Linked DNA regions of Homo sapiens: region 2 is linked to region 1. A link is an interaction called in ENCODE POLR2A ChIA-PET data of the cell type or tissue named here. Cell type or tissue: OCI-LY7. All regions are shown on one strand.

What was found. ChIA-PET counts read pairs that join two places held together with the same protein. Peaks named below come from ENCODE experiments on the same cell type or tissue, not always from the same donor. Only the 100,000 strongest peaks of a DNase experiment are listed, where the experiment ranks them.
Region 2: POLR2A ChIA-PET joins it to region 1 with 12 read pairs; 5 of 35 experiments call an interaction of 5 or more read pairs at or near these places.

Annotation. Positions count from the first base shown.
Region 1 is chr1:225,812,511-225,815,010 of GRCh38, reverse strand. The region is part of intron 1 of EPHX1 (epoxide hydrolase 1); the gene reads right to left. Among named protein-coding and RNA genes, the nearest start is that of EPHX1, 3.6 kb to the right of the region's middle. In OCI-LY7, no CTCF peak of the experiment used is centred here; a DNase peak (open chromatin) is centred at 1,200.
Region 2 is chr1:225,667,974-225,670,473 of GRCh38, reverse strand. No RefSeq gene overlaps it. Among named protein-coding and RNA genes, the nearest start is that of ENAH, 16 kb to the right of the region's middle. In OCI-LY7, no CTCF peak of the experiment used is centred here; no DNase peak of the experiment used is centred here.

The sequences.
Region 1 (2,500 bases):
GGAAAGTATATTCATTTCCCCCAAAGAGCTGGTAAGAGTCAGTCTTCTCTTATCACTGCAGGATATACCCATACCTGGAAAGATGGCCTTGGGGCTTGGCACTGGGACCAATGTATTTCTCTTACTTTCCTAAAGTCTCTCCGAAATTAGCCAAGTCTCACCAGTTCTAGCAGAAAGAGGGCTACAATTTTGTAGGACCGGAAAGTCACCCCTCAATGCGGCCAGTGTCTCTCGTTCCACAGGGAAAGCAAATTCCCAGGCTGAGTTGCCAGAGGACAAGCTGAGGTGGTGGCCTTTGGTGAGGGCTGGAGGGCCAATGGCTGCCTGCTCCTGGCCTCTCACGGCATGGCTCTCTGACCCTTCAGGGATGCACTGAGACCTCCTGCTCCCGGTCACCAGCCTCCCACAGCCTTCAAGAGTCACAGTCCAGGCTGCTCCTGGACTAAAGCCAGCCAGGCGGGCCCGTGGCAGAGACACTCAGAACACGGCCTAGACTTCAGGATGTGTCTGGGCACCCCCAACCGCTGTGAGGAAGGCTAGAGAAGCCCTGAGCTGTGACACTGGGGTGGGAAGACTTAAACACACCATCTCCCATACTACAACCATCTTAAGAAGAGGTAGTTTTTCTTTTTAAAAATTATTTGAGACAGGGTCTCGCTATGTTGCCCAGGGTGGTCTTGAACTCTTGGGCTCAAGAGATCCTCCTGCCTCAGCTTCCTAAAGTGCTGGGATTACAGGTGTGCTCCACCACTCCCAGCTAATTTATTCTTTATAGAGACGAGGTCTCACTTTGTTGCCCAGGCTGGTCTCAGAACTCCTGGGCTCAAGTGATCCACCCACCTCAGCTTCCCAAAATGCTGGGATTACAGGTGTGCGCCATCTTGCCCAGCCACTTTTTCTGTTTTAAAAAGAATTAAAAATGAAGCTCAGATATGTGAAGTAGTTAATCCAGCTCTTAAGTACCAAAAAGACATTCAAATTCAGTCTCTATTCATCAAACTTCCCAAATGCTAAAGGCAGCAAAAACTCCTGCTCCCGACCTAAGAACAAGGCCTGTGATCCTAGTTTGTGGAGTAGCTGGAGAATTTTCCAGAAGTCTCTTTAACTCCTCAGAGAAAAGAACACTTTCCCCTCTTCTGCAAGCTTGCTCAGTTAGGCCTTGGAGAGCCTAATGGGTGTGGCTGTGCGGGGGCTGGACCATGCACTAAACCACACCCACCCACCAGGCAACAGACGGAAAGACACAGACAGCAGGGCGGGTGGGCATGAGGACTCCACACCAGGTCTCTGAACCCATCTCCTGGAATGCCGTAGGTCAGGCTGTGGCAGTCAAATGGCTGCTTTCTGCTGAGAAAGGATGAACTATGACTTCCCCTGGGAAAGTAAATAAACCTTGACAATAGGGGAGGCTGCTCAGTGTGAGCTTGGTTTGCACAATCGTGTGCTCAGTTATATAACGGAGGATTGGATTGCGCAGTTTTCTCCTTGTTGAGAGGAAGCTCTTCCTGGAGCGCCCACCAGCTCCTCCCTCCTCAGGAGAGGGGTGTGGCTGGATCCTTGGCAACGCTTTGGTCCCCTAACGGGGGAACTGCTGGGGTGCCTTCTCCCTCCTGCAATCCCCACCTTATCCCACAGCCCCTTGGAGACTCTGCTCCTAAGCCACTAGGTCTGGGTCAAGAACCACACACAGGCAGCCCAGGGGGCCAGCTGGGCTGGGCAGTGACCCTCCTGCCTTGACTCAGGGCTCTTGAACTCTTAAGATTTTGCCTCCCCTACCCTGTGGCCAGGGCCTTCACTCTAGTTGAAGTGTCTTCACTGGACCCAGCAGAGGCTACAGGGCCCACTGAGTCCCTTCAAAACTTACTGTTTCCCTCCTACACATTCCTTTCCTGAAATCCCTTCAGACTTTGCCACAGAATCATCACATAGCAGAGCTGCAAGAAGGCCTGCAGATCGCTGAGCCTAACCTCATTTTACAGATGAGGTCCAGAGAGGGGACACATTAATGGCAGAGCTGGGACATGAGCCAAGTCTTTTTTCCAGCCCAATCCTCTTCCCACATCACTGTATTACCTCTCAAAGGAATGAATTGCTGTTGATGGGATTTATGGCCCTAGCAGAGGTGGGTTTTCAGTATGAGATCCTAGGCACCCCTCGAATCACTATCTGTCTATCCCATCTGTGCCCACTCTGTCCCCGAGTGGGTGGGCTTCGAGCTACTTCTTCAGCAGGGGTGACCAGCTCATGCTTGGTCCTCCCTTATTTGGTACACCCAGCTGTGATCCATGTGGTTGAACCTCTTGGCGTAAGAACTGAGAAATGAATCTCGGTAGCCCCTGCTTTCACATGTCTGGGCCTGGGCCAAGATACCAGAACGGGAATCAAGGTGCCAGGTGAGCAATCACCAAGCCTGGGTATCAGGTCGACAGGAGGGGCACTGTGCATTGGTGAACCTGGGCTCCCTGAAAATGCCAGTTATGCTTAAGACATCAGGCAGGAA
Region 2 (2,500 bases), 140 kb after region 1:
ATCACATGAGGTTAGGAGTTTGAAACCAGCCTGACCAACATGGTGAAACCCCGTCTCTACTAAAAATAGAAAAATTGGCCAGGCACAGTGGCTCACGCCTGTAATTCCAGCACTTTGGGAGGCCGAGGGGGGCAGATCACGAGGTCAGGAGATCGAGACCACCCTGGCTAACACGGTGAAACCCCGTCTCTATTAAAAATACAAAAAATTAGCCGAGTGTGGCGGCACGTGCCTGTAGTCCCAGCTACTCGGGAGGCTAAGGCGGGAGAATGGCGTGAACCCGGGAGGCAGAGCTTTCAGTGAGCCGAGATGGCGCCCTTGCATTCCAGCCTGGGCAACGGAGCAAGACTCCAGCTCAAAAAAAAAAAAAAAAAAAAAAAAGAAAGAAAGAAAGAAAAATTAGCCAGCCATGGTGTGCACCTGTTATTCCAGCTACTTGGTTGGCTGAGACATGAGAATTGCTTGAACCTGGGAGGTGGAGGTTGTAGTGAGCTGAGATAGCGCCACTGAACTCCAGCCTGGGAGACAGAGGAAGACTCTGTTTAAGAAAAAAAAAACCCAAAACAAACAAACAAAAACCAAGTAAATAAAATAAATATAAATAAATAAATAGGCCAGGCACGGTGGCTCATGCCTGTGATCCCAGCACTTTGGGAGCCTGAGGCAGGTGGATCAGGAGATCAAGAGATGGAGACCATTCTGGCCAGCATGGTGAAACCCCATCTCTACTAAAAATACAAAAATAGCTGGGCATAGTGGCGCATGCCTGTAGTACCAGCTACTTGGGAGGCTGAGGCAGGAGAATCACTTGAACCCTGGAGGTGGAGGTTGCAGTGAGCTGAGATCGCGCCACTGCACTCCAGCCTGGTGACAGAGTGAGACTGTCTCAAAACAAAACAAAAAATAAATACATAAATAAAAATAAACCACAGTGAGATACCACTACGTATCCACTAGAATGGTCAAAATTTTAAAAACTGATCATACCAAGCGTTGGCCAGGATGTGAAGCAAATGCAACTCATATATTGCTGGTGGGAATGTGAAATGACACAACAATTTTAGAAAACAGCTTGGCAGTTTTCTTTAAATATACACTTACCATGTGATCTAACCATTCCAATCCTAATTATTTATCCAAGGTATATGAAAATATATGTCCAAAGACTTGTATATGTATGTACATACCAACTGTATACATAATAGTCCCCAAACTGGAAACAAGCCAAATGTCCAACAATACACAAATGGATCAACAAATTTAAACAAATTGTAGGATATCCATACAACGGAATACTACTTAGCAGTAAAGAGGAATGATCTGCTGATACCCATGGTGACATGGGGGATCACAAATCCATTATGCTGAATGAAAGAAACTGACACAAGAGTACATACGACGTGATTACATTTGTATGAAACTCTAGAACAGACAAATCTAATCTATAGTAACAGAAAGCAGACCAGGCTGACGGTGAGAGAAAGATTAACTAGGAAGGATTACAGGAAATTTTGGGGGGTAATGGGGTTGTTCTCTACCATGATTGTGATGGTGGTCACATGATCATATGCATTTGTCAAAACTGATAGTGTACATTTAACAGGAGCGTTTTATTATATATAAGTTATATCACAATACGTTTCATTAAAAATAATTGAATTTAGATGGTTAACGGAATAAACTAACAACACGGTAGTTGATCTGATTTTATAGGCTTTTCCCTTGGTTCTGTGTAATTATGGACTGATGTCTTAATGCAGTCCAAACAGAATGGAAACAAACTTAGAAAGGATTCTCACTCCCTTCAGCTAATCAAGGGGAGGGACTTATGCAGTAAAATTCAGTAGCTAATACGATACAGAGCTCCAGTTCCAATGTCAGCAAAAAACAACTCAACTAAATGTTAATGTGATATTAATAAGCTCCCCTAAAACTGGAAAGAATTTATTTTAAGGGCTTCTTGTACCCCCTTCCACTCCTTAGAAAAGTTTTTTAAAAATATTTTTCTACATTTATTTATTTTTTCCCTAAATGTTGATGATGTCATTTTTTCTACATTCAACTGCATCTCTGCTGCTTTATTTATGTATTTAGGCCTAATACAATGACTGGGTTATCTTTAATACTGCTGGTTTCAAAAAATTATTTATTCCTTTTTATTTTCATTCTTCTTTTCACAATTTTTATTACACATCTAGGGGAAAAGTAAAATGGGGTGATAAAGTGAAAAAAGAGAATGACATTGCTCAGAAAAGTAATCTAGGGAAAAAGTAAAATAGGGTGATAGTGAAAGAAAGAGAATGACATTGCTCAGAACTTGTTATTATGCCATTATTTTAGGTTTTTCTCTATTATTTTCCATCTTACTCCTTAGTGTGTGGTCCACTGGGAAGCAGCAGAACCTGGTAAGAAAATCAGAACTTAGCATTGTTTTATTTCTTTTTTTTTTTTTTTTTTTTTTTGAGACGGAGTCTTACTCTGTCACCCAGGCTGGAGTGCA